Linked DNA regions of Homo sapiens: region 1 is linked to region 2. Evidence: chromatin loops called from intact Hi-C (ENCODE). Cell type or tissue: Panc1. All regions are shown on one strand. Links, peaks and the distances in the headings refer to the core of each region. The heading gives the core; the rest is flanking DNA. Region 1 overlaps ARHGAP32 (Rho GTPase activating protein 32). Region 2 has its middle 8.3 kb from the start of KCNJ5.

Region 1 (14,976 bases), core at 8,267-10,766, 71 kb before region 2:
TTCTGTAGAGAGGAGGGACTGTTAACTAACGTGAGTGGGGACGGAGGAGTAGGTTACCACATTTGGAGCAGTAATAGATGCAAACGATGTAAATTTGAAATTTGCCCCTTTAGTTAAAGAAGGAGCCTGCAAAGTCCATTTCTCTGTTTTCAGCCCTGTCAGTCACCCATTTAGGATGTTGGCAAAGTACTGCTTGAGCAGAATGTGTAAGAAAGTAATAATGAAAGCAAAAGTATGTCAGACAGTTACTTCTTCCACATGGTTAGAGGCATGTGATTTTCAGCACTGTGTGTTACAGAAATGTCAGGAATGGTGTATTATAACGTGTGCAAGATAATGTCAGTGTGCACAGAGGGTCTTTTTTCCTTATCTGATTAGTACTGTTAATGTTCAAAGAATAAAAATGGTTTTACAGTTTAGATTCTGAGATAGCAAAACCTGATTTTTCAACCATGACCTGCATGAGAGAAGCATCCTAGGAAGTCTTAGATCATACTTTTGAGTTTTTAATTTTAATTTATATAGTGTTTTTTTATGTCTTAATATTTTTGTGAACTGGTGTAAATTGTTAATGCATATAAGCTTGTGTATTTTTGTAAATAGTTTTGTGATTTATTTCTTGCCCCATATGTAAATATTTAGAGTCTCATTTCTTGCAAACTTATTTGAAGCTGAGTTGTGGGTTTGGGTTTTGTTTGTTTCTTTGGTTGCAGGGTGGGGTGGGGGGTGGCAGGGGAGGGAGGAAGGGATTTTTGTACCTGGAGATGGAGATATCTTGTGGTTTAAAGCAAATGTCCCACTGAAAGTGATTCAAATATCAACAGAATTATTTCAGGTTAAAACAGACTGCTTTGTGTATGTGTTTCCTTTTTGACCTAATATGAATTATAATGAGATAGTGGGGGTGATTGATTTGGGGAATTAGGACCAAAGGACACATGTTTTCATGACACATCCTGTTATGCCCAGGGGTACGCTATTTGAGGAAAGGGGTTAAGTGTCTCCTGTCGTTATCTATTTACCACCTTTTGCTGCCTGGCCAAATTTCCCCCAAGTCAAACACTGTTCCCTGTAGAGCGGTGGAGACCTCTTGATCCATCCTGGAGAGTCTGGGCTGACTTGCTGCTTCCTGCTCCTGAAGGAGTCCACACTCCGCTCTTGGAGCCTGGTTCCCGAGTGTGCACTTCTCAGGAAACTGAATCAGCTTATCTCAGGATCCTTCAAAGGGGATTCTGAATAAAACCATATCTTTACAGATTCCCAGGAAACATCTTGGACATCCTGTTTTCTCTCTCTTAAGGGTGAAATGACCATAAAAGAATCATGCCGCAGATGAGGCCACCTGTGGTGAGCTGGCTCGCAGCAAGCCCAGATCAAGTGTTAGTGAGACGGTGACTCTAGGTGTGAAGCAAGTACTGCAAGTGGCCCAGCTGCCCAGCAGGGCTCCAGAGTTTCTTCTGCTGCCACAGTTCTCAAAATAAATACTTCAGTATCAACCAGGACTTAAAGGTGAGGCGGGGAGGACCCTCAATATTCAGCTGTTGAATATTGGTTTTCCTATTGAGAGTCAAGTTGCAAATCATTCTTCATTTTGAGGTGTTAGGGCCCTATTTTTTTTTCTTGCCAGCAATAGGAAAAGTTGCCTGTTTATTCCAGATGGCCCTAGTAAGCCAACCGTCTTTTCTGTGCCTGCATACCACACTCCAGACCTCAGCAAAGATACAGCATCTGCTTTGGTAAGCGTCCTCAGACCTGAATAAGTGTTCCCATGGAAACTGCTCAGATGGGATGAAAGAAAAGATACAGCCGCAGCTCCACTGGGTCTTCTCAGTTTTCAGGACTCTGCTTTCCATGCCAACTATTTCATCACCAAACTTATGTTATACTGACAAAAATATGGTACCTACCTCTTAAAATGTGTATCACTGAGGAATCAGTAACACATACATTCTTGGTGGTTGAGATTTTAGTCATTTGTGGTTGTACAGGAAGAGGCACATTTTAAAGTAACACTGACTCCCCATCCAGTAAAACCTTGGGCATCTGGAAACACCAGAAATAAGACATTTTAGTTGGTCATGTTTTTCATACAGTTGACAGTGTACCTCTGAAAAAGTATAAGGTGTAATTTTATTTTAGACCCTTGAATCAAAATACTTCCAGAATGTATTTCCAACCACAAATTTTGTGGCCAGTGTAGTTTCATCACTTGTATCAATAGATTACTGCACCATGCATAACTTAGGGATATCCTCGGGGGCACACTGAGATAAAAGATCTGCGTTTATACCAAGTGGTTTAACACCAGTTCTTTTTATATTTTTATACCCCTTTTTTTCAGTTTCGTATGTCTTTGCTGCTGTCACTTTGTGTTACTGTCTAAGAACTACCTATAAACCCTCCTCTTCCTTTTTCTCTTTGTAATTCTAATCTGGGGAGCAAAAGTAGTTCTGAACTGGAGTCCTGAAAGGTTATCCTGAATCGTGTGGACTTTGTATTGTCTATTTTTTGTTACTCTGAGGCTCTTGTTTTCTCCTAGCAAAGGGCTTGGATAGCTGAGTCTCAGGAAGGAGATGTTAGTGTATAAGATGCTCAGAAGGGAGAATGAAACCAAAGCTGTAAGACTTCACCCTTCATTTGACAGTCTGTGAGAAAGCGATGTGATTAGACGCAGTGGCATTTCTCCTGTTAATAACTGCAGAGTGTTTCTCCCCATAGGAGAATGCTAGGCTAGAAGACAGTTTGAGCATCCACAATTAAGAAACCAGAATATCATGTAGACAGCTTCAGCTGTCACTGAGTCATTTGCAATTCGTGTTCTTAATTCTCTAAAAAATTTTTGAAAAGCATCCTAGATTTCTCAGCCACTAGTTATGTTTTAAACTCGGCAAGTATTTCTCAAACTTCAGAATCCATTTAGAACACCTGGAGAGCTAAGCTAGTTAAGATTCTTGAGCAACCACCAGATGGTCTGATCCAGTGCGACTGGGATTGGACTTAGAATCTAGTTTTGGTGTCCACTCCATGTAATCCTGGTGCAGATGGCTGAGAAATACAGATCTAGGCAGCACATTTAATATGCTTGCAGAGGGAGCCGTCTCTTGTTCATTGAAGTTACCACCTTTTCCCATTCACACTTTGGTTCCCCTTCACTTCGGTGATAGGGTAACAGAAATGTATCCTTAATTTCTCTCTCCCCTTGGTATAAATATTAAGCCCCAGACTCAATAACAATGGCATGCAAAAATTAGAGCTAATTGAACTGAACAAACTATAGAAAATGCAGCATTCTTTAAAAAGGAGATAAAATACTGCTGGCTGAATACTCTAATGCCTCCTATTATATGCTTATATAATATTAAGACGACCTGAGACATTTGGTCTTGTTAGGGAAGTGTAGCTAATTCACATTTGCTTTTTGACAGCTAACTTTTTCAAATACTGCACTCTGGCTGGGTGTGATGGCTCATGCCTGTAATCCCAGCACTTTGGGAGGCCAAGGTGGGCGGATCACCTGAGGTCAGGAGTTCGAGACCACCCTGGCCAACATGGTGAAACCCTGTCTCTGCTAAAAATACAAAAACTAGCTGGGTGTGGTGGCACACCTGTACTCCCAGCTACTTGGGAGGCTGAGGCAGGAGAGTTGCTTGAACCCGGGAGGCAGAGGCTGCAGTGAGCTGAGTTCATGCCACTGCACTTCAGCCTGGGCAACAGAGGGAAACTGTCTCAAAAACAACAACAACAAACAAAAAAATCAAATACTGCACTCATGGAAAACAAATAGCTAGGACCAAGTGATGTTCCTTCTTTTCTCATCAAAACTTTTACAAGAACTATCGTCACATAATTAACTTAAGTTTTTTCATATTTTATCAATTCTGGGCAATGGTATAGCAATGTTTTTAACAGCAGTAACAAACTATGCTTACTATAGTGCCAGTTGTTGTGAGCCTTTTGTGTCTGTTAACTCATTTATTTCTCATAACCCATCAGTTTGTAGATGAAACCAAGGCTCAACCAAAGGTTCAACGCTCTGCCCAGTGGCATACAGTGAGTAATCCATGTGGAGCTGAAAGTCAAACCTGCACACACTGACTCAAAGCAGACTTGAGAGTTGGCTGGTTGAATCTGGACTGCTACTAACTCTAAAACCTCTACTGACCCACTAAACCCTCTAAAATTATTTCTAAAACTCTGATGAAGCCATGACTTCCTGATCTCTAAAGTGGGAATAATAGTACCTATGAAGGGTTGCCGTGAGGATTCAATTAGATAGTAGGTGTTTGTACAGGGCTCAGCAGGAGAGCAAGTGCCAAATAAAAGTTACCCAGAACTTTTACTTGGAAATAGCACAAGACCATGCAGCAATAGAAGGGAAGAGGGCTATATTGTGCTTGTATCATTAAGTATTTAACCACTTTCTATTGTATCATTAAGAATTTATTAAGGGTCAACCCTTCTGAAAAAATAACCGGAAAGTTCTCCCATGGTTGGATCTCGCAGGAAGAGAGCCCTGGCAGTTAAAATGGGACTTCACAGGGAATCCTATAGCGTGACGTAGTAGTGGAGAAGGTCCTTGCTTACCATGAAGTCCGAATAACAACCAAAAAGTCTTGTGTAATTATTCAGTGGAAACCATTATCCAGATAGCACCTATTATGACGACTGAACTGTGTCTACATTTCAGAACAATGTCTAGTGCTAGGTTATCTATTGCATCTGTCAACTTTCCAGTTCAGGGAAGTGGTCCAGGAACCTCTGTGAGCTTCACCTTCTCTTCTAGTGGATGGTGCCTTCTGCAGGTATCGCTTTCCTGTATTGCCCTAGTTACTCACAGGCTCATTCAATACACGAGATGGCAGGAGTAGAAGCAACATGGTGAATTTCTGCAAAAGAAGTAATGAGGGAAAGCAGGCCTGGTATTCTACAAAACAGTTGCTAAAGAGAGGGATTTGACTGGCTCTCCATTTCTGGATAGTAAAACTTGGTAAATAATGAAGTTTTGTTTTGTTTTTTTGAGACAAAGTCTTGCTCTGTCACCCAGCGTGGAGTGCAGTGGCACTATCTTGTCTCATTGCAACCTCTGCCTTCCAGGTTCAAGTGATTCTCCTGCCTCAGCATCCTAAGTAGCTGGGACTACAGATGTGCACCACCACACCCGGCTAACGTCTGTATTTTTAGTAGAGATGGGGTTTTGCCATGTTGGCCAGGCTGTTCTTGAACTCCTGACTTCAAGTGATCTGCCTGCCTCGGCCTCCCAAAGTGCTGGAATTACAGGTATGAGCCACTGGCTCTGGCCTCATTATTCTTAAACACATATATATTTTCCTGGTTCAAGATCAGTTAAAGCAAAATGCATTTCCAGAGAAAAGAGCATAGTAATTGCACTGATAGTAGCTAATATCATTAAAAATTTATTGATCAATTATCATGTACCAGGCTATCCTAAGTATTTTGCATATGTTAATATTAACTCATTCTTCCTAACAATTACGTGAGGTAACATTTTTTCTTTTATTGCCACTTTACAGGTAAATCAAAGCCTAGAAAGTTTTAAGTAATGTGCCTGAGTTTATATCTCTGAGGTTAAGTGGGGTGCAGGCCCAAGCTCTGTGACCCCAGAGCCTGCAGTTCTTACCACTGTTAGACTGTATGCCCACTGTGTATCCTCAAAGATCATGAATCCCTAACGTAGTTGTGCCTGCGAGGCTAGGGCACTGTGTTGTTGTTGATTTGCAGGGAACACAACTCCTCACATTAGTCAGGTTAGGCTAGGGTTATGCTGTAGTAACACAACCAAAATCTCAATGCCTTAGACATGAAAAGAGGTGTTTTTCCTGCTCAAGGCAAGCCTGCTGCAGGTCCAGGCAACTGTCCTGGGTAACAGTCCTCTGAGCAGCCATTGGCATCCCTTACCCCCATCACCTAAGACTGAACTCCTAGGATGGTGAGGCAAGGGAGGAGAACACTGGAGGAGCTTGCAGGGATAGTTAAAATGTGGTCCAGAAGTCACACATGTCGTTCCTGCTCACAACTCATCAGATAGAATGAGTCTGAAGGCCATGCCAGTACAAGCAAGGTGCGAGTTAAAGGCAGTAGACCCCCTGTCTGGAAGGAGAGCAGAGCTGGGAGCAGTGCACAGCATGGACATCTACCTCCCACTCCACTCTCGACTCAGGTTCTCCCATGACATCTGTCACTGACAAGGGCAGCAGCATGCGGAAGAAGAGTGCTCTAGCTTCCTGAAGCAGAGAGCGACAATTATAGCCCCCAAGACAAGCTCAAGGACTGGCAGTTTATAGGGCAAAAGAAATTGAGGGGCAGCATAGGTTGCCAGATGAGGTGTCACTCTTGAGACCTCATAATGGTAGCAGAAGGTTGGTCCTGCATCCACAAGCTTCTAACCATATATTGGAGAAGAAGAAGCTTCTGGAAATAAAGAGAGGGTGTGTCTTGTTCCAGCTGCAGAGATATGGAAGATATGCAAAGGGGCGGGGGGCTCCATGAATGCTGCTGGAAGTCAAGTACAGCCACCCTCCCTCTGCCTTGTACTGCCGCCTCATCAGCCTCCTTGTCCTCCCGTAAACATGCCAAGTCCACTTCCACCTCAGCCTTCGTGCTGACTGACACTCCTCCCCCTGGGGTGCATAGGCCCCAGGTATCTATGTGGTTCGCTCCCGCACTTCAAGTCTTTGCTCAAACACCACCCCCTTAGAGAAGACTTTCCTTGACCATCCTATCTCATGTAGCATGTCACTACTCTTACCCCATTACTTGCTTTATGTTATTTATTTTTTATCTATAGTTTCTCTGGAATGTGAACTCCAAGAGGACAAGAGCTTTGTCTTGCTCATTTAAATCCTAGTGCCTGAAATAACACTATAGCATAATATGTGCACCAACCTTTCCTGAAGGAGTGAGCTGATGGGTCCCTAGTATCCATGTGCAGGTGTGACTTTCAGCTCCACATGGATTACTCACTGTGTGCCACTGGGCAGAGCGTTTAACCTTTGTATGCCTTGGTTTCATCTACAAACTGATGGGTCGTGAGAAATAAATGAGTTAACAGATGCAAAAACTCACAACAACTGGCACTATAGTAAGCATAGTTCATTACTGCTGTTAAAAACATTGCTATACCGTTGCCCAGAATAAGACACGAAAAAACTTAAGCTATTTATATGATAGTTCTTGTAAAAGGCAGGGGCTGGGAACCCCTTTGTACTGGGTGTTGAAATATAACAGGACATCTTACTTCAGTAGCAAGGATGAATCCCATCATTTGTTTGGTTTACTTTCATATGTTACAAGCACCGGGACTACTGGTGTTGGTTGCTGGTCACAGAAGCAAAGACAAGTAGGCTTACATGATCTAAAATTCAACTGCCAGATGACTAAACACTGGTAGAAGTAGTCATAAAAGGAGAGCAGTTTTGAGCAGTGCTTGGAAAGTAGGGAAGGGGGTTACTTGCAGGAGAGGAAGGGTGATGTTCTAGGTGTCTGGGAAAGACTTTCTTCCCGTACTCACATCTACCCTACAAAGCATCTTAGGGTGTGGAACTGAGAAGGTGTAATGGGAACTCTCTTCCAGGCCGTAGCAACTTCGGAAGAGAAGGAACAATGAAGGTTTGGATCGTTTTCAACAAGCATGTAGAATCTATGTACTAAGAGATAGTAAAATCTAGGAAAACTTGAGTTCCTGAATGATCTGCTTCTCTAAGTTACGTGAGTTTTAGAGAAGACAACAGTGATGTTACCTACACCCTATAAAGTTACTGGACTCCCAATACCCCATATGCCCTTGAATCCCAGGAGCCACAATAACCCTCTGAAAGGAGTGGCCATGACGGAATTTCACAGTTGCCTGGTCCTGCAATAGAGACGCCCCCCTTCCTGGGTGTTCCTCTCGGTACCACTTTGCAAGTATTTTACTTTGATTATGGTGGGAGATGGTTCTGTTCCTGCCAGTGTTTTGTAATTATTAGGTTCCTAAAGGCTATACTGGCTCTCTTATTTTTACGACCCTTCTCCTAAAAAGCTAAAACATGCAGGAGTAGCTTCCTTGAGGCTAGGAAAAAGTATCCAACATTGGACTCAAAAAATACTTTGCTACACTAATCACAGATGTAGGTTCCAGAACAATGTCCTCTCCCACTCTTGGGTCATCTCCTTGGCTTTCTGGTATGATTGCCTCTTGCAACGAGTGGCACCTTTGGTTCCCCACCTTAGAGAATGTGACTGACTGCTAGTCCAAAGCCATCCATATTGTCCAGTGAGGCACCTGACGAGCTCCTTTGGCACCTCTCGAGCTCCTCAGCAGCACATGCAGCTAACCTATAACTCATGTGGCAGTGAAAGAGAGGAGGCTTGGGAGGGAAAGGAAAAGCATGAGAGCCAGCCCAAGTATATGCAGGGCTCACAGAAGAAAAGGACTTAGGCTTGTTCTGATGGACCTTAAGCGGTGGAAGCGATCAGAGATGGGTGACCATCAAGCAAAGGTGGTGTTGGGGGATGGAGACACGGAATGGGTAATTGGAGCAAACCTGGAAGTCCCTCCCAACCCTGAGGTTGTGTGATGTTTGTGGAGCCGTAAGGAGATGTCCTGTGCCGCCTGGAGGGGAGCTGCCTGCCCAGCTGCCCAGTGCACGCAACTCCTCCCCTCTGGGGCACCGTTCTCCCCTCTCGCTCCTCTTGGCACCTGCCCCTCCGAAGACTTCCGGGAGCCTTAAATTAAATCCAAATGGTTCAGTTTGGCCTGTGAGATCTGCCTCTCTGATTTCATCTCCTCTTCCAGGTTCCTGTGCAAGCTGTGCCCTCTGCCTTGAGTGCTTTTCCTAGCCAGGCAAGGCTGCTCCTCCTCCCTGTCTTGCGTCAGAGGCCTGCCTTGATGACCCAGTTTGGTGTAGTCACTTGATCACATCACCCTCTTCATTTTCCAAACAGAACTTCTCATTCAGAAGTATTTTTACTTATTGGTTTATCTATTAATTGTCTCTATCCCTTCGCTAGCTCATAAGCTCCATGAGAGCTTGACACATGGCATGCACTCACCTATGTTTGCTTATTAAATACATACACACATACATAAAGCTAAGAAAGGAAGGGGTTGCTGGAAACAGTCACTTTAACAAACTTTATTATTTTGCCTAAACTCAGCCTTTGGAAAGGAAAGGAATGTCCTTTGTAACCACAAGGAGTCCCTTCATGTGTGGAGACTCAACATGCCTACTGCATAGAAATTGGTATTTTTAAGAAGCCACCAGATGGTGCTAGTGACACGCTTTTTACTCACCAGTGTTCCTGTTGATTGGAAAGATTCACTGAGCTTCCTGGTAAGATAGATATGGGATGGAATAGGTGACTCGGTGTGATTCTTCCTCATCTCTTGATCCCACTTTTACAAAGGTAGTTTTAAGGGCAGTGACCAGGCAGCAAATGCTGGACGCTGATCAGGATAGCTGATACGCTGCTTTTTTTTTTTTTTTTTTTTTTTTTTTTTTTTTGGAAGTTGCCCTGAAAAAAAGAAGGGTAAGATGAACAGGTTGGATAAAAATCAGAAGAACTCAAGCGGTGGTTTGCTTTCATTATGGGAGTCCATGATTTCTAAGGATGATTTCATGCTTTTAAATTCTCAAGTGTTGTTTATTGCCATTTTTAGAAAATGGTAGGAAGCATCTAGACCCTGGCTTTTTAGTTTCAGATGCTAAGTCCAGGCAGGGCTTCAGAGCCCCAGCAGAGTTTCCAAACCTGGAGGCTTCCGCGTCCCACACAGAGCTTTTCAAAAATACAGACTCCCAGGCTTGCGCCACCAAACCGTCGTCTCTTCGTGGGCCCTGGAACCTGTATTGCCAACAGAATTTCCCAGGTGATTCCATTTCATCTGCACATTAGGAGCCACTGTTCCTGGGGAAGATTGATCCCTCCAGTCTCCCTTCTAGGACCTGCCACTTCTGCTCACTGGTTCTGGGCTTGAACGTGGCCCCAGTCAGAATCATCCAAGTTTCACTTCATGGAACTTCAGTGTTAATGGGAATCTCTCCAACCCCACCCCTCCCCGAGAAGGTGGCATGATCTCATAGGTTTACAAAATAAGGGATTAAACTGGTTTGCTTTGAACTGCATCATTTCTTAGATATCCACACGACACCATAGTACTTTCTCAGAGGAAGTATACAGCAGGGATCCCATAGTACTTTCTCAGAGGAAGTATACAGCAGGGATCAAGGAACACTTTATTCACAGAGCAACTCTTCAGAACAATTTCAGGGGGCAGGCACAGTGGCTCACACCTATAATCCCCACACATTGAGAGGCCGAGGTGGGTGGATCACCTGAGGTCTGGAGTTCGAGACCAGCCTGACCAACATGGGAAACCCTGTCTCTACTAAAAATATAAAAATTAGCCATGCATGATGGAGGGTGCCTGTAATCCCAGCTACTCAGGAGGCAGAGGCAGGAGAATTGCTTGAACCTGGGAGGAGGAGGTTGCAGTGAGCCAAGATAGTGCCATTGCACTCCAGCCTGTGTGACAAGAGCGAAACTCCATCTAAAAAACAAAACAAACAAAAAACAAAACATTTCAGGATACATCATTTAGTTAAAAATAACCTGGACTAAGTGTCAGAAATTTTTGGTTTTAGTCATAGCTTCTTTATTAAGAACTATGTGACTCTTCTATTTATACCTGCTGGATTCCACATGGAATTGAGGAAGCTGACCATGTGACCTTGGTAAGTTACTTCTTTTCAAAGCCTCTACCGCTCTATCTGTAAAATGGGGATAGAAACTGTGTCATGACTCCCACAGGGCTGTTGAGGGACGCATCAAGTAACCTACGAGAAAATGCTCTGAGAAGAGTGAAATACCGCACAGTGGAAGGTAAGGCCATGGCCAGTGGGATGTGAGAATTAGTCCAAAGTGCCATAGAATTGAAGATTTTCACACCATCACAGCTGCCATCTGTAGCACAGCTTTTCTGTAATGAAAATAATGCAAGTAATTAGTTTTAAAAGTCAAATCGAATCACAAGGCTTATGATAAAACAGCAGTTCCCATTTCTCACTTTCTATTGCTCAGAGACAAACTTTTCAAACTCTTTTGGATGTTTCTTCTGGTATTTACCACCCTATGTCTAGACAATATGCTAGTTCTAGATTTTTCCGTGTTAGACGATCTGTACCGACTTCCTAATAAGGAGGAAGAGGATAACACTCTTCACTAATGCAGGCCACTGCCCTCCGCAGCCCGCCAACACACACAGGCTTCCCCATCCCCATTTTCCTATGCTAGTTAGTCCAGAACCCTTTAATCAATAGTATTTGTTGTGTGCCAGTTCCTCCATCCTCAGCCTCTGCTGTGGAAGTGTACATTTCCGCCCAATATCGGGGATCTGTTTCTTCGTGTTCTTTTTCTTAGAGGCAGGTAAGAGAGCTCTCTCCTGGAGTGCTTGCTGATGCTTCACCCTCCTGCCAAATCTAGAGTAGCTCTTCTCTGGGCCTGAGTCACAGCTGGTATAACTGTGGGGTTCCCTTTTCCTCTCTGGAGAGGAATCCCTGGTTTCCTGGATCCCATTTTCCTCTGTCTTATGCCATTCTCTCTTTATAGTGGGAAAAGGTGCAAGGGAAGTAATTTTTGTAACCTTTCATGTCTGAACATACCTTTTTACCCCGCTGGTCTTATATTCTTTGATGGTTTGGCTTAATACAGAATCCTAGTCTGAAAATCATTTTCCCGCATAATTTTGATGATACTCCTTTTTGTCTTCTGCAGCAAATCTAGCTGTGGAGAAGTCTGATGCCATTCTGTTTCTTGATCCTCACATGTGAACTATTTTCCCTTTGGAAACTCTTAAATCTCTTTTTTCCTGGTGTTTCTGTGTTTTAATGATGATGTTTCTTTGCGTGGGTCTTTTTGCACTAATAGTGCTGGGCAGTGGCCCCTTCAATCGGTCTCCAGTTTGGGGATTTACAGAATTCTTTCCTTGGTATTTTCTTCTCAGCCTTCTGAACATCAGCTTAATTGGATGCTGGAACCTCGTGGGCCACTGAACCTATATTGATCCTCAATTTCTCTTATCCTTTCTTTCCTTTTGTCCATGTCTGACATTTTGTTTTACTTTCTGGGATATTTACTCATTTATGAAACAACCCTGATGTGGAATTTGTTTACATCTTCTATATTTTTAATTTCCAAGAATTCGTTCTTGATCTTGGGATGCTCTTTTCTATATTCTTGTTTTGTTTGATGGATCCAGGCAGCACCTTCCTCTCTGAGATATGAGAGGGAATTATTACTATTATTTTGTACCCTGCATTTTTTCCCCTTAATTTCCTTTGCATCTGTTTTTGTTCCTCTTCCGTATGTCAGAAACTTTCCTCATGTCTGACAATCAGTGGCTACCAATTCAAATTTGAATTATATGCCCATGTGCATGCACACGCGCACACACACACACGCACACACATGCACACACATGCACACGCATGCACACACGCACATGCACACACATACACTCGCACCCACGCATGCACCACACACGCACATGCATGCACAGATGCACACGTACACCTGCACGCGCACCCACACACACTGTCGCACCCATGCATGCACCACACACGCACATGCATGCACAGATGCACACACACCTCACACACAAGCACGCACACATGCTCATGCACACACAAGCACACACACACACGCACACACACACACAGCTGACTGGAAGGTGTGTTGAGCAGGCAAGCCTGGTTAGCTAGTGAAGCGCCGTGGTAGGGAGAATAATGGCCCCCAAAGATGTCTATGTTCTAATGCTCAGAACCTATGAATAGGTTATGTGGCAGAGAGAGGAATCAAGGCTGCAAATCAGTTCATTTTAAAATAGGAAGATTATTCATGGGCCCAATGTAATCACAAGGGTTCCTAAAAGTGGAAGAGGGAGGCAGAAAAAGACAGAGAAGGAGATGTGAACTGGGATCCAGGTCAAAGTGTTGAAGGACTCCACTTGCTGTTGCTGGCTTTGAAGATGTGGAAAGACTGCCATGAGCCCAGGAATGTGGGCTGCCTCTAGAAAGTGGGAAAGGCAAGAAAATAAATTCTCCCCTAGACAGTACAGAAAGGAACACAGCCAGCAGACAACCTGATTTTAGCCCAGTGAGACTCATGTTATACTTACGAAGTTTAGAATCGCAAAACAATAAACATGTGTTTTTAAAACCACTAGGTTTGTTACAGCAGCTATGAAAAACTAATACATTTGCAGGTTAGGGACCCACAAGTATTACAGCTAAGGAGGGAGGGAGGGTCAAAGCAGCCAGGAAAAGGTGCTTGAGACCTCAGCTAGGGAGAAGAGCAAGAACTCCCTGGACTTCAGCAGATTTCATGGCTAGGTCCACCGTGTCTGCTGTGTCTGTCTGCAGAGTTCCACTGCCTTCTCAACAGCCCAAAGGGCATTCCCTTGGAGAAGAATTTGGGGGTTCAGATTCTAATCCTGAACGTACTTCTTTCTCCAGTAATTTTTTCAGGGTTTACCTCAGGCCTCAGGCTCTGCAGAAAAATAACAAGAAACCTTTAGAATCCACATGCATTCTGTCTCTTGGTCTGTTTCTATGAGTTTGGGTGGAGATTGATCCACCTGATTGAGGCCTCAGCAGAACATCATCCGATTTCCCTGTGCTTCTTAAGGGTTTGGATTAGGGAACAGAGTTTGCCGGCTTTTTCATCTTGAATCACTTATGGGTGGATATAAATGACTATATGTATTTCTAACATTTTGTCTTTTTAAAATTAATTTTTAAATTAAAAAACCAAATAACTAGAAGCAATTTGCATAGTTGTTAAACTATAAAGCATAAGTAACTGAATACTACGAAGTTATGACTCAATTTAAAACAAGCACATTAGCTAAAACAATTGAAGTTCTTTGTGTGTTTTTCCAACAGCTCATCTTTCTAACCCCTCCCACAACCCAGTATTTATCCTTTTTTTTCCAGTTTCACTCTTTTTTATAAAAACTTTTGTATTGTAGAATATAATATGTTGAGAAAGTGCCAAGTAAGGCTTATTCCAAAGTGAGTACGCATGTGGCCATCATCCAGATCAACAGAAACATTCTCGCACCCAGAAAACCCTTTGCATTGCCCTTTCCATTTCCTTCGCTAATTTAATTTAACATACTCTCTTCTGTATTTTACATTGTTTTATCTTTCCATGTTTTCTTCTGGGTATTTTTCATCAGTCTATAAGTTCAGTGAGTTGCCTGTTACTCATTTTTTCAGTGCTTGTCTTGTCTCTTAATTTCAAGGAGTGCTTTGCCTAAGAATATGTAAGGAAAGATAGGCATCTTTTGTTCATTTCATGTGTTGTGTAAGTATCTTCTCCCAGTCTGTGGCTGATCTTTTCACTCTCTTAGTGATGTCTTTCAAGGAATAAAGTCTTAACTTTAAAATATTTAGATTTATCCAATTTTTCCTTTATAGCTGGTCTATCTTTGAACTTCCACTTCGGATCATTTCCTTCTGCATGGATAACATCTTTTAGAATGTCCTTTAGTATGGGTCTGCTATTAATGAATTCTTTTAGTTTCTGTTTATTTGAAAATGTTTCTATTTTATTTTTATTTTATTTTATTTTATTTTATTTCTTGGAGACAGGGTCTCACTCTGTGGCCCAGGCTGGAGTGCAGTGGCACAATCTCGGCTCACTGCAACTTCCTCCACCTGGGTTCAAGCGATTCTCCTGCCTCAACCTAGCTAGTACTACAGATGTGCACCACCATGTCCGGCCAACCTTTGTATGTTTAGTAGAGATGGGGTTTCACCATGTTGGTGAGGCTGGTCTTGAATTCCTGACCTCAGGTGATCTGCCTCCCTCGGCTTCCCAAAGTGCTGGGATTACAGGTGCGAACCACTGTGCCTGGCCAAAAGTGTTTCTATTTTGAATTCATTCTTGAAGGTCATTTTCATCAGGTACAGGCTGGCT
Region 2 (14,976 bases), core at 4,200-6,699:
AGGACAGATGATGACCAGAGTGTGTTCTTTAATTCGTGGAAGCCGTAGGAAAGGCAGCTGCCAGGGCAGGCTGAAAGGGAGGGCTGCTGTCTGGGGAGGGCCGGCAGGTGCCTCTGAGGACCGGTCTGTTCGGGGTGGCCCTTCTCACCCGGTGGTGTTCCTTCTGGCCCCTCTCCGTTACCCAGCCTTTTGGGGTCAACACCCCCCCTGCCAGCCCCCTCTCTCAGGGCAGACACAGCTGGTCAAACGTGGGGTGCCCTAGCACCTAGCACAAGTGCTAGGTGAATGATGTCTACGACCAGAAAACTGGTTTATTACGTTGCAATGAGAAAAATGCTTGTCACTAATACTGGAGGGCACCAAGTCCATCCTCTCCTGTAAGGACAGTGACAGGGAAACTTAGTCTCTAACAGTGGCCTGGGGGTCCTCTTGCCTCGGAGACCAGCGTACACACAGCCCGTTGCCCAGGCACCCTCCCCTGGGACAGAGCACAGAGCGGTCCGGCCAGAGTGGGCCTCCTGATTGCCCCTCTTCTCTCTGTAGAGGGGGTGATTGTTAAATGTGGCTGCAACAGGCCCTAACAGGAAAGCTCTGTGTCCCCTTAGGGGACTCAGCTTGCCTAGGTGCTCACGCACTGCACCATATGTTGTTTGACCTCAGGGCTTAACACTATTGTGGAGAAAGTTCTTAATTCCCTAATTGCCTAGTTCTTGGGAGAGGCTTTGGCTGTGCAGTTCTCAGGTCCAGATAACACACACTATAATCATCTGCTGAGCCCTGAGGAGGGGCTCTGTCCTGGGGCAGCAGTTGCTTTTGGATTAGGTATAAAGACCATGATATTCCTTTTGCCATTACGGGGTGGGGGTCAGGGGACCTGGACTGACTTTAAAGCAAAATATAGGGTGCTCTGGGAAATACTGTTTTGCAAAGATTTTCTCAGTGATGGGACCTTGGATCGGGAGACAGAAAAATTTGTGTCCAGGTCTCACCTGAGAACTGAAAAACGCGAAATTTGGGGATTCTAGTCCTGAGCAATTGTTGCAACTTGGAGGAGCTTTGAGAGGCCCAAGCCTCTCAAAGAGCACAGACAACATCTGAGGATAGCAATGCAATAAAAGAACTACTCAGGGAGCGGTACAAGGTGCTAAGTATGTCTTTCATTGTCTGAAAATTGCTGAGGCGGTGCTTGAAAGCAACAGAAAATGTGTATGTATTATCACTGTTAATTAGAGTACAGCCTCACTTCTTCTGTTCTCTTTATCTGCTTCTCTTACCTTCTTTCATCGAGCGGGAGATGGGTTCACAATTAAAGATGTTCTCTTTAGAATATAAGACTTGCAGAAAATTATTTTTTTCTCCTATTTATAGAAGTTATATTTGCATTAGGAGCCTGGTAATGTCTCATAAATATTTCCTTTTAGATAAAATATTAATTAAAGGAGTTTGTTGAGTTATACTCTGAAATCCTAACTAAATAGCTTCTAAAACAAATATTTTAAGCATTTTTTCTCATGTCAGGAGAATTCTTCATACGTCCATAAACAGCAGATATCTATCGAGTAAGGACATATTATTTTGCAATATTTAACATAATACTGTAGCTGCTACCCAGTTTAAAAAAACAAAACCAGGCATTGCCAACACTGCCAAATCCATGTGAGATTACCTCCTCTTCCCTCAGGAGAGAACCAGCCACCTGAGTTTGGTGTTTCTCTTTCCCATGGCTTTTAAAATGCTAAACAGACACACACACAAACACACACACACACCCCTACACCTACACCTACTCAGTTAGCGAATGTTGACTGTATGTATTTTTATGTCCACACACTCTCTTGGTTGATAAAGGCCTACTATGTTTGAGACACTTTGATAGGTGCTATGAGAGAGACCAAAAGGTATAATGGTGGGCTTTGATCTCAAATGTCTCACATCTAACAGGGAAGGTGGCATGTCTGCGGGTGGGGGGAAGTCAGCAGACAAATTAACAGCATAGGATTTTAATTCCTAGGTGTTAATTGGGAGCTGGTGTGGAATTGACAGGAATGCTAACACAGCTCGGAGAAGAGGAGCTGGGACTGACTTCTGACGGCAAGGCTACGCAGAGAAGGAAGGTCTGAAGGACTTAGGGAAGGAAGACTAAGGTTTGAATGTGATGAGAGGGAGAGGAGTCAAGGAGCCGGGCTGGAAATCAAGGCTTGGGCAGGCAAGGCTCAGGGTGCTCAGGGACCACAAGAAAGGGAAGGGTTGCTGCTGGGGGATCTGGGCGGTAAAGTGGTGATGCCAGTGGCTGTAATTAACGCAGTGCCTACTATGTGCTGAGCTCTGCTCGATGCTTCACGTAAGTAATTGCTTGTAATTTTCTCGACAGCCTCGGGAGGGAGGTAGCTTTAGCACCTTTCTCCGGAGAGAAAACAGGCTCAGACAAGTCAAGTCCCCTCACACTGGCAGGAATTTCAGACCTGCTAGCAGAACCCAGTTTTGTTAGTTTCCAAGATCATATTTCTAATTGTTATGAGATGAACGGTGTCTCTCCCAAATTCAGATGTTGAAGCCCTGATTCCCAGTGCTTCCGAATGTGACTGTATTTGGACATGGGGCCTTTAAAGGGGTGATTAAATTAAACTAAGGGGCCGGGTGTGGTGGCTCATGCCCATAATCTCATACTTTGGGAGGCCGAGGTGGGTGGATCACCTGAGGTCAGGAGTTTCAGATCAGACTGGCCAACGTGGGGAAACTCTGTCTCTACTAAAAATACAAAATTAGCTGGGCATGTCTGTAGACCCAGCTACTCGGGAGTCTGAGGAAGGAGAATCCCTTGAACCTGGGAGGCGGAGGTTGCAGTGAGCCAAGATCGTGCCACTGCACTCCAGCCTGTGCAACAGAGTGAGTCCATCTCAAAAAAAAAAAAAAAAGAATTAATTAAACTAAGACCATTAGGGTGAGTCCTAATCCAATCTGACTGGTATCCTCATAAGAAGAGGAACTACTTTGAGGACACTAGGAGAAGGCAGCTGTCTCCCAGCCGAGCAGAGGCCTCAGGAGAAACCAACTTTGTTGACAACCTTGATCTTGGACTCCTAACTTCCAGGGCTGTGGGAAATCAATTTCTACTTGAGCCACCCCGTCAGTGATGTTTTGTTATGGCAGCCCTAACAAACGAAGACATTAACCACGCATCTCTGCCTCTCAGAAGAGCCTCATATCCCAGGCTGTGGCATCTGGATTTTCTTCTGCAGATTGAAAGCAAGTATTAAGAATTTCTGAGTTGGGGAGAATTATGAAAATCATTGTGAAGATTTCCCTGGGGGTTGTCTGTGTATGATTCATTCATTTATTCATTTCAGTGAAGACTTATGGAGCACGTGCTTTGTGACCTCTGCAATGACAGGGACCCTGTTTGTCTTGTTCACCTCTGGGTGCCCCTTAGCAGTGCTAAGCACAGCATCTGCTACATAGGAGATGATCAATAAATATTTGTCAAATGAAAGAAAGGATATGGGGTAGGTTCTGCACTTAGAGAAAAATGACAAGACAAATACAGAACTTGCCTTCAAGGAGCTGAGAGTGTGGTGAGGCTGGTAGTCAGTTTGTGGTTAGTTTAGGTGGAGCTGAGATTATTGTGCAGTGCCACCCAACAGAACTTTTGCAATGAAGAAAATGCCTGATATCTTGTCTGTATAATGTGGCATTGTGGCTACTGCCTAGGTGTAATGTGGCTACTGTGAATAGGAAAGGGAATTTTAAATTTTAATTAATTTGCATTTAAGTAGGCACTATGGCTGGCAGCTACTGTATTGCACAGTCTAGGATTGGAGGCAGGGAGAGCGTTCGTGGGCTGGGCCCTAGTGCTGGCCTGAGGTGATAAGGCTGCAACAAGGCAAAGGAAGAAAGAGCCTTGGGACGGGTAGTGGGTTGCACAGTCTGGCGGCAACAGTGCCACCCCCTGGGATCATGTATGAAATGCGGAATCTCAGGCTCCACCCTCCACCTGCTCAAAGAGAATTTGCCTTTTAACAAGCTCTCCAGGTGACTATGCACACTGGGGCTTGGAAGAGCATGATGTAGAAGATGTGGCTGAGAAAGGGTCAACAGGAGCCCAAAGGAGAAGAGGAATGAAACTGGATGGCTTGGAGCTGAGCTGGGCTAAGCTCCCCTGAATCTCCAGAGGCACTGAGATCCCCTCCTCTGTGGACACCTTGACCCCTCCGCTTCCCTCTGATAGAGCGCCGATCACATGTGTTGGGGGTTCTGTGACCTGTCTCTCTCCTCTACCTGCAATCTACAAGTTCCTTAAGGGTGTAAACCTTGTTTTTTAAAACCCAAGTAAATGTTTATTGAATGCGTGCATGCCTGATGTCAGGAATGAGAAAATTAGCAGGAGTAGGTGACTGGGACGGGAGAGCTGCTGAGTTTGATTCTAGACATGCTGCATGCATGTCTAACTGAAGGTTGGTGAGAACTCCACTAATTGCAACTCCACTAATTGCAACTCCACAAAAAGTGGCAACTCCACTAATTGCCTAAGTGGAGTTGTCTGAGAAGAGGCAGGAATGGATGTCTGGTGATGACGGGGGAGTTGAGGATGGGGTGGAGATTTTGGAATGTCATCCGCAGAGAGGAGAAGACTGAAACTCTGAGAAATAATTTAGGTATCTGGAGGAGGGTGGAGAGAGAAGGAGAAGAGGCAAGAGCTGGGAACTATGCTCAGATCTGGGACAGAGGGAGAAGGATACAGAACAGGAGATAGAGGAGTGATCAGGATGGCTGGAGGTCAGCAAGGCTGGGGTGGCAGAATGACCTGGAAAGGAAGAGTGGCAAGAAAATTGAGTGGCCAGTGTGCCGGCGTCCCTCGTTAATAGAATATTTCTTTCATAGTATTTATCCCATGAAACCTGTGTGCAACACAGCAGAGGTCCAAAGTAGGTAAGTACAGATCCAGAAAAGTCATGGAAAATAGGGCCAATGGGAAAAAAAACCCCTAATCATTGACCAGGCCATCAAGCTGTCATTAGTGACTTTGCAGGATGTGTTAAAGAGGCCTCCTATTCATCTCACAACTCAAAACAGACATGCTCTCTGGGAAAGTGGCCTGATATTCATGTTGATGCCTTGACTTCTCCCAGTGCATAAGCTTCCCACTTGTCATTGGATGATCCCAAATTCACTGTTCCTTTAATGCCATTGAATTCTGACCATAGGGAGCACCAATGGTAGCTTCAGCTTCCCTGAAACAAGCTTCCCGTTCCTGAATTTCCTCTCACTCTTGAGTCCAGGCCCAGGTGCCTGAGAGAGGCATTTGCCACAGCTGGCCATACAGTTGACTTTATCGAGTCAACATCTGTTTCTAGAGGGCACAGCACTTAGCCCCAGGACTCAGCTTGGTGCCCAGCGCTGAGCTTCCAGTTATTGCACCGCTAGGGGCAAATGATGTTTTTCTTCCTATCCAGTGAAGTGGGCTCCTATTTGGCAAGGAAAGAAAATGAACAACTTTAATTCCTTCCTAACTTTTTTCATAACAACTCTCTTAATTCTGTTTTGTGGAAAACTCCATAGACATGCTGACCAGCAAGCACCTGCCCTGCCCCGGTGTGGTTTCCACAAGGGGGGCAACAGCACCATCTAGTGTTTGAAAGAGATTTCACACTAGGTAGAACACATGTATTTACTTACCTTGATCTTTAGTTTTTGTTTTATTAAGGTAATATATTGGCCGGGCACGGTGGCTCACTCCTGTAATCCCAGCACTTTGGGAGGTCGAGGCGGGCGGATCACGAGGTCAAGAGATCGAGACCATCCTGGCCAACCAACCCCGTCTCTACTAAAAATACACAAAATAGCTGGGCGTAGTGGCACATGCCTGTAGTCCCAGCTACTCGGGAGGCTGAGGCAGGAGAATCGCTTGAACCCGGGAGGTGGAGGTTGCAGTGAGCCGAGATCGTGCCACTGCACTCCAGCCTGGGTGACAGAGCGAGACTCCGTGTCAAAAAAAAAAAAGTGATATATGAAAGTAATATATTTGAAGCATCACATTTTTCTAAATAATTTGAAACAAAAGCAGTTGGGTTTCCTCTTTGACCATCTTCCAATCTGCAGAGGTCATCACTTTCATTTCTTTTGGCTATTTTTTCCCTTTGGTTTTTGTCTGTAAATGACACCCTTCTAGTAATACTTATAGATGCTTCCATCTTCAGAGACGACCTATGAACTTTCTACCACTGAAGATGGAAACGTGGCTCCCTTTCCTCCCCTGAACCCACCACGTGCTCACATACTTCCCATTTCTCGTCCAGCAAGGGAGCTGTGTCACAATTTTGGTTGGATGAATACTCAGTTTTAATATTTTTATGTCTATAAAGTTCTGTTTGTATGTAGCTGATCCATGCAGCAAACCAGATTGCTTTGTCTTTCCTGCACAACTCTTTTTCTTCTCTGGAGGGACTAATTAATTGTCTTGGTTTGGTTTGTGTAGTTGTGTTTGCTCTCATCGCCAATTTCTTTTTTCTTTTTTGGGGGGATGGAGTCTCGCTCTGTCACCCAGGCTGGAGTGCGATGGTGCGATCTTGGCTCACTGCAACCTCTGCCTCTTGGATTCAAGCAATTCTCCTGTCTCAGCTTCCTGAATAGCTGAGATTACAGGTGTGCGTTACGCGCCACCATGCCTGGTTAATTTTTGTATTTTGGATAGAGACAGGGTTTCCTCATGTTGGCCAGGCTGGTCTCAAACTCCTGACCTCAAGTGATTTGCCTTCTTCAGCTTCCCAAAGTGCTGAGATTACAGGCATGAGCCACCATGCCTGGCCTCATCACCAATTTCAATGCAAAAATTTCCACCTACCATTTCAATCTCCTCTCAAGATGTCCAGATGCACCAGAAGTCCTACTGATTCCATCTGGAGAAATCTCCCTGGTGCCTTCTGCTCCCTTTGGTCTGGCCTGGTTGCCCTCTCTGCCTAGCGCACAGCTGGCTTCCTGGCATCTCTGTTTGCTTTGCCTCACTCCCATATTGCATCCCCTGTTTCCTGAATCCCATGCGTGTTTCTTTCTTGGTTCACTCTCTTACTTTTTAGGAAGAACACGTCCTACCATTGCTTCCTAGGAAAGAGAGTGGGCAAGGTACAATTTTGAGATTCTGCATATCTGAGAATATCTCTATTCTATTCAATTGACAACTTGGGCAGGTGTAGAATTCTAAATGGGAAATTATTTTTCTTCGGTATGTTAGAGGGATTTCTTCTTCTTCCACATTTCAATTATATTGTTAGAAGCCCGAAGCAAGTTTCATTCCTGATCCTTTTGCGGGTCCTCTTTTTCCTTTCTGGAAACTAGCCAGATCTTCTCTTAGTGAGTAGTGGTGTGAAATTTCACAACGATGTGCCTTGGTGTGGGACTGTTTTCATCCACTGTACGGAACACTGGGTAGCCCTTTTAATCATCGCCTTTCCTTCTGGGTGAGTTTCTTGCGATGCCTCTTTGAGGATTTCCTCCTTCCTATTTTCTCTGTTTTCTCCTGGAATTCCTCTCACTTAGGTGTCAGATCTCAGAAGCCTCTCATTTCCTCATCTTTTTTCTCTACTTTCGTCTCTTTGTATTTTTGCAGTATGTTCTAGTAGATCTCCTCAACTTTTTTCTTTCAACCCTTCCATTGAGATTTTTATTTTTCTATCATATTTTAATTTCCGAGGGCTCCCCTTTTTTCTATTCCCTGAAGGATTTTTGGAGCATCCTCTTTATTTGAAGCGTTCTTCTCCCTGTACAGACCCTGTTTCCTCCAAGATGCCTTTTCATGCTTGTGTTTTTGCTCTGTCTTTCCTCAGATGCCTGGTAACCGGGCAAGAGGAGGCTCTGGGCCTGTGAACTTGACATCTGTCGGGTTCCCTGTAGGGTGTTCTGGCAGGCCATTTTGTTACAGGAACACTTGGTATCAGATTTTGCTTGCGGGAAAGTCAGATTCCTCAGGAAGAGCTCTTTCAATCTCCTGCTTGGAGGACTGAGTCCTGACCACCAGCCTTCTGAAACCAAGTTGAAGGAGAGAGCTGGGAGTCTTGACATCTAGTATGGATATGTTTACTTAGTCATCCTTTGAGGGGGTCTGATAAGCCCATCCTTAATGGTTCTGTGTGTTTTTCAGTCAAGAGACCCTTTGTTTTCCACTTTTGAGAGAACAAATCTCCAGGCTTCTGCCAGGAAGGGCTGGGAGAAGTCTCTTTTTTGGGCAGAGTCCGGGAGGGGAACAGGAGGTCTAACTAGGGTGCTTCCTGAATGGACTCTCAACCCATCTCCCCCTTCTTTTGGCTGCTTCCTTCACCCCCCACTTCCAGGGGTAGATAGGGTCATAGACATCTAAACCTTTTGGGAGTCTGAAGTGTCAATTGCACTGGTTCTTGGTTTGTTTTTTTTCTTGCACAAGTGTAGAATGCATCTGCTTTCTGGGTTTCAAGAAAGTTGCTATTGTTTCCTCTCCAGTTCTTGTCACCCTTCAGGGTTTATGCTTTTTTAAAAAAGCTGTTGTTTTATTGGGATTTTGGATGGGAGCAAAAGTAGAAGCATTTCTTTAACTTGCCATCTTTATGCTGAAGTCATTCATTCATTTTTAATCACCCATTCTGTAAACATTCTTGACCTTCTCCTATGCAGTAAGCTCTCCGGTAGATTCTGATGTGCACTGATGAAAAAGGCTGTGTTTACTGCCCCCATAGGCATATGTATTTTATGTGGTATCAGATAAATAAATAGCTATACAAGCTTAAATCTCAAGGGGACACTGCTAATGGTGATGGTTGGGTGTCTCCATGAGGGTCATCTGTCTTCCAAGAGACCCCGGAAGGTGATGTAGCTTAGACCATTTGCCGAGGTGCTCTTACAAGTTTAGACACCTAATTTCAAGCACAGCCATCTCCCGAGAACGCCCATCTCCACCGACTGAAGTTCAGCCTCCTGATATCTAGATGAAAATGTGAATTCGTTAATTAGCTGTGTGACTGTGCTGGGAGCCAAAATACACAAGATGGCACGATCAGCACATCTCTCCCTACAGGGGGGCTGGACAGGAAGCCAAATCTTGATTGAAGCATGGCTGGGTGAGTCTGGAATCCAACAAGGGCGTGAATTGTAGATGCCTTATGGCCATTTTTCGTGGCTCCTGAACAAGAAGTAAGGGCATGTTCACTGGACTGGACTGTGGGAGCCTGCTGAATGAGGCTTACCCTTCCTGGAAAGTGCCTGATTCATAGCCCTGCTGAGGCCTTTTTTTCCTTCGGGTACATCAGGTCACATTGGGGGAAGACACAAAGGAATTGGACTTTTTCTAGATGGGGTCAGACTCCCCCACCTGCCTCCAGCTGATCAAGCTGTCCCCCTGACACTCTGGCAAAGACAGATCTTACTGGGTCAGGGGACACTGTCCCTCACTAGATGCAGGCTCCAAGTGGGTCACCCCACATCTGTCTGTTGGTGGACACACCTGCTGGGGGAATTGAAGAATTGCATGAGGGGCCTGAGGAGCTCTAGAGGGTCACAGAAAAAGACCACCCTGCCTCACTTCACAGTAGCATCAGGGAACATGTATTGGACAGTTGTTCCCAGAGAATCCCTTTCCCCAGAGAACCTGGCAGTCCTTAGCCCCTGTGCCCTTTTGAAAAAAAGAAGCCAAGCCCCAGAGCTGTGGGGGTGGGGAGTAGCCAGGATGGGATCTTCCTCCTCTGTTAGGATTTGCAGGGCATGGCTTCTGCTTACTGAGCCAGGAAGGACAAGGCAGGACTGGGGTGTGGGTGGCACAGGTGGGCATGGGGAATAGGAATTGGGCATGAAAGTGCCCCATGTCACTTCTGCTCCAAGGCACCAGGGCAGGCCAAGAGCTTGGGCACTGGACTTGCCCGCTGCGTCCAGGGAAGAGGCAGCCTGGCCAGAGGTGGGCCACTCTGGGGGCCAGGGTACATGACCACCCAATTGAGCAGAGGCTTTGGTCGGGGAGCTGCTGTCCCCAGTCCCCCTACCTGCCCCCACCCTCCCACTCCATACCACCCTCCCCTTTCTGGTGTCCCCAGGCCCCTGACCCCGCCTGATCCTCGTGGCTGGTGGACATCACCAGAAGGGCCTCAGCTCTTTTATCCAGCAGCTCCACCTCCCGCAGGCTGGAGCCCTTCCCTGTGTGAGACTGTAGTTCCGAGGAGGCTGCAGTCCCCCCATGAAAGCCAGGGAGAGCAGCACAACAAACACTTAGGTTTTTTTGTAGGATTAAACATAGTTTTGTATTTTTTTAAAGGGGTTTACAGGAGAAGATTATTAACCTGACCAAGAGCCAGGAGGCCAGGGCCAGTCTCCGCCCTCCTCTTCAGCTGCCTTCTCATGCTAACGTGATCTCATAAGATACCGTCCACCAGAGCGCTGTGGGAAGGGCCACACAATGAAGGTCGCTATGGTGACTGTCCCCTAAGCAAGACCAACAGCACTTTACAGAGCAGAGTCCCTGTTGGGATTCTCTTGCCTGCGGGCAGGTACAGCCCTGCATCCTAGTACCAAGCCTAGGCCAGGCCTTCTGTGCTGTCTGATCTCCAAAGAGCATCCCAGCCACCCAGCCCCTCTATTTCCACAGCCCCTGCGGCCCTCAGGGTCCCTGGAGACAGCTGTCTCTACCCGCAGGTTACAGCCGGGGAAGGCTCGGCGTGGCCTCCGCTGTGCATTGGTAGAGGACTCAGAACTGACACTGGAACTTCCTCGTTCCTGGCTATATTTGACTTTAGTATTACACATAATAATAATAGCAAGCAATGATATTTTATATAGTATTTAGAAGCTGCAGGGCACATTCACACAACGTTGTATATGGCAAATAGAATTTGTCCCTTTTTCCAATGAGAAAGCGAATACGCAGAGAGATTATATAACCATTCAAGGTCAGGCTGCTGTGACATAGCAAAGGCGGACCTCAAGCCCAGATTTGCCGATCCAAGTTCAGTGTTTTTCCTACTACCCAAGCTCCCTGAGGCTGTCACCCTGAAGTGTGGGGCCCTTATTCTAAAGCACGTTTCCTTCCCCTGAATGGAATCTTCATGACATAGCCCCCAAGGCACCGCAGGCTCAGAAAGAGTGCAGGGACCCTGGCCAAAAGGCCAGTGAGACCCGCTCTTTGGAAGTTCTAGGACATTCTGGAGAGGCCTGGGGTTTGCAGTTGGTCCCGTAGGCCCTGGGCATGCAAAAAAGACTGTCCCACGGCATCAGCTGTGGGTGGATCTTTGAGCAGCATGGTAGGGAGTGGGGCAGATCACATCATCTAATGTGGCTGAAGGGCGTTGACTTCAAGGTCTCTGCACTGCTTTGTCTTTGCAGAAGCTGACGACTTCCAGAGCCTGGGCGAAGGTGCATGCCGAGTGTCTATCTGTGCAAGGGGAATTTGCTACCTACCCACCCCTGCCCACTTCCCCCCAGCATTCAGTGAGCACAGGGGCTGACCAGCTGGGAATGTGTGAACCTGCTTGTTTTGACTTCAGATGTTACAGGGACATGTGTGAGGCAACTGGGGATCTGGAACAAAGTGAGATGCTGAAGTATGGAACCGTAGAAAGACACAGGCCAGTGTGGACCACAATGTAAAGCTTGGGATCTCCCTTGAGCCCCTGGCTTTAGCTTGCCAAAGGGCCCCGGCATGGTTCTCTGGCCTCACTCCCTGCCAACTCCCCAGCCCAGATTTCCTTTCTCCACAGAGGAATGTGAGAAGCAGGGCCATCACCATCTGTTGCTTCTCTTGTCAGAGGTTCCAGCTTGAACTGCCTGCTCTGTGGGAATCTGACAGGTCTGGGCATGACTGAGGGGGTGGTGGGTGGTCCTCCCAGGGTCTACTGGCTGCCAGAGGAATTGTAGCCTCCAGTGAAGATCATCAGCCAGACCATCATAACCTGGTAACACCGTGGGTCTTCAGAGAGGAGGCGGAGAGGGTGGGTTATACACACAGTATAGGGGCCACTCAGCTTTGTCCTCAGCCCAACCCCCTGCAGATGTGGGTCTTGGTGTCTCTCCAGAAACAGAATGAAAGGTACCTCCCCTGCTCACTCTGCCAGAGATGGCACAGTACAGGCCTCCTGTGTGTTCTGGCAGCCCTGTGGAAGGCGCAGTGGGCTCTGTGGATCTGACACCTTGAGCACCTCATGCCTTGATCTTGAGTACGTGTGAGACCCCAGAGGGCACCTCTTGGAAAAGACTTTCTTGGGTCAGGGTGGTGACACTTTGCAGGGGAACAGGCATCCTGGACTAGCAGGTTGGGTGAGGCAAAGAAAAGGGAAGACACAATTTTAGTCATCCTTCATTCATTCTTTGGACAGGCATCACTCTTGGGAGCTCTGGAGTGTGAGGATCTTTGGGAGATACAATGTTGACTCGGAGGAGGTCCCTACTCTCCTCCTAGGACTTCAAGCCAGTAAAGGAGAAAGCCATGATCACAGATAAAAGCAACCTGAGAAGTAGCAACAAAGTCCTGCAAGAGTGCGAGAGTTAGGGGAGGAGGGCGTGACCGCTGACTTGGGGGTTGGAAGCCTTCATGGAGAAGGCTTTGGGAGGCTGCTGTCTCCCCTCTGCTTGCTGGGGACAGAGGTCAGGAAAGCAGTGAGGCCACATCTTCAGAATGAAAAGTAGAATTTCTGTGGTGAAGCCACCGTGGGGCTCTTGGCCTGTCTTCCTGCCCTATTTGTATTCATCAATCCAGCCTACCAGACAGCCATCTCTGCCACAGTGCTCAGACGACCTATATACACACCAGCCTTTCCCAGAGATTTATTTTTATATATTTACTCTTTAAGCTTCTAGTAAGTTGCCCACATTTTTTTTGGTAGACCTTATCAGGTTTTTTTTTTTTCCAAATGTGTCAAAAAGGAGAGAAATGTAAAAGGAAAAAAAAAAAGAGGAGGCACTCTCCAACCTGCCCTTGTGATTTCACCACCAAGCCCAGGCACTGGGGTGGAGACATTTTAGGTCTTCCCTGAGGTTTGCCAAGTTCCTCACCCCAATTCTTGAATGTTCGAAGACTGAGAGAGAGTATTTTGTCTTTATGATCTGCTTAGTATTTATGCTTCCATTGCACAGTGGAGGTGGAGTCTGGGATCTGAGCCCTGGTTCTCTATCTATCATCCGTGTTCTCTTGTGCAAGTTAACTGCCAACAAGCCATGAAGGTGCAGGCTGGGAGACACATGGGTTCTTTTTTTTTTTTTAGATGGAGTTTCACTTTTGTTGCCTTGTTGCCCAAGCTGGAGGGCAATGGCACCATCTCGGTCACTGCAACCTCCGCCTCCCGGTTCAAATGATTCTCCTGCCTCAGCCTCCTGATGTACGGGTTCTTTAGCACTTGTAAATGAAACAAGTCACTTCTAGCTCAATACAAATCACCCTATGAATTCTAAGGGGCATTAATAGGAGCATGATGTCTAGAATGAAGGAGGTGATGGTCCTATTTCACTGGAGCAGGTGGGAGCGCACCTCCAGAGGGCTGGGCCCCGAGGGCTAGGTGTGAAGAAGGTTCTTGCAGGCTGGAGTGTTTGGGCGGATGTTGTTGAGGCAGAAAGCACAGGAAATATGGGCAGGCCAGAGGTGACTTCTAAATTCCCTTCCAATGCAGGGAGTTTGTGAATCTATGAACCTTTCTTTTTCATTCCAGGAAGCAGCTGCTTGGGGAGTGGAGGTCCAAGGCTTTTCAGATTGCTGGTGTGGTACCTAGCTATGGAAACTACTGAGCAGTCAGGTTCACAGAGTTAGTGCTTGAGTGCAGCCTTGACCCCTGGTCTCACCACCGACAACACCAGGACCCCTTTAGGATGGGTGTTCAAGGCCCTCCAGGAGCACCTCTTGCTAAACCTCTGCTGCCTCATGCCTAAATACCTCTCTGCCTCCCTCACAGGCAAAAGAGATCCAGACGATAGAGTAACATCAAAGGTTCTGTGAACTGCAGGTGAACAGACGATCATCTTCACCTACGGGGCTCATCGCCGTTTCATTCCTGTGCTTCTCGGGAGGAAAGTTACCGCGGAGCAGCCCCTCAGCAGAGGAATCCGTGGTGGAAACCCAAGCGTCCTGGCTGCAGTCTCCTGGGAACTGGAGTGTGAATGCTTTCCTTCTGACGGCAGACAGCTGAGAACCTGCAGGGTTAAAAGTGCACAGTCCGGGAAGGTTCTGTTCCCAGGACAGCGCTATCGAGTCCACTGGGCGCTCCACGCGGTCTACCTAAAGGGAACAGCCTGCGGCGTCGGCACCCTATTCATCTCTAAGGGTGGGGAGATGGAAAAATACCGTGCTGCTTAGCATTGATGAAGCGCTTGCTTCAGGGAAACTGACTAGAATCTATTTAGTCTCCAGAGCATTTCTGAGAGGCAAGCAGGCCTCAGGGCACTGCAGAGGGACCACATCTTTTTCTAGAAAGCCTGGGAGAGAGCAGAATGAGGCCAAGCCTGAGGGCTTCTGGCTCCTTCTCTTCCTTGTGTAATGCCCTTTCTGACTGGTGTGAGTGTCAGGGCTCCGTGAATAACCTACTATGTGTCTCTGGGTGTGAAGTTTGGGCTATGGGATGTGTCTGCACAATATCCTAGAGAAGGAAACATTTTGTATCTGTCAAAAACCTACTAGGGATGTCAAAATATGAAACAATATTTGTAAATATGAAATTCTGGGGAAAACGTGGCAAAACTCCTCAAGATTGACAATAAGAAACAAAGAGAAGTGGTGAGCTTCCTCCTACAGAAAGGCCCCTGGCTCCTGCATTCCAAGAGCTGGTCCCTGCCCCAGAAGGAGGCCACAGGGCCTGTGTGGAGGGGTCTCCACAGTTAGGGAAGGATGAAAGGTCACCCTCCCCAGCACAGCAGATCCTGCCACCTTGTTCCCACCTGCCCTTCTGCCTTGTCTGCCAGCACATCTTCTTTTAAGCCCGGCTTTCTCCCCTTTACTCTCTGGCCTCCATGCTGCTTCTCCTTCCTCTACTCCCCACCTTCCATGACCAC

What was found. Hi-C counts contacts between places; a loop is a spot of excess contacts. Peaks named below come from ENCODE experiments on the same cell type or tissue, not always from the same donor. Only the 100,000 strongest peaks of a DNase experiment are listed, where the experiment ranks them.
Region 1: it touches region 2 in a loop (11-fold over the local background); 107 of 110 quality-filtered maps call a loop at or near these places.

What each region holds. Positions count from the first base shown.
Region 1 is chr11:128,950,930-128,965,905 of GRCh38, reverse strand. ARHGAP32 (Rho GTPase activating protein 32) reads left to right here. Exons shown (of 23, transcript NM_001378024.1): 23 at 1-846. Among named protein-coding and RNA genes, the nearest start is that of TP53AIP1, 16 kb to the right of the region's middle. In Panc1, for the core only: CTCF peaks have their summits at 9,053 and 9,259 (motif pointing right); a DNase peak (open chromatin) is centred at 9,265; H3K27ac peaks cover 832 bases.
Region 2 is chr11:128,875,541-128,890,516 of GRCh38, reverse strand. No RefSeq gene overlaps it. Among named protein-coding and RNA genes, the nearest start is that of KCNJ5, 8.3 kb to the left of the region's middle. In Panc1, for the core only: CTCF peaks have their summits at 5,402 and 5,619 (motif pointing left); a DNase peak (open chromatin) is centred at 5,636.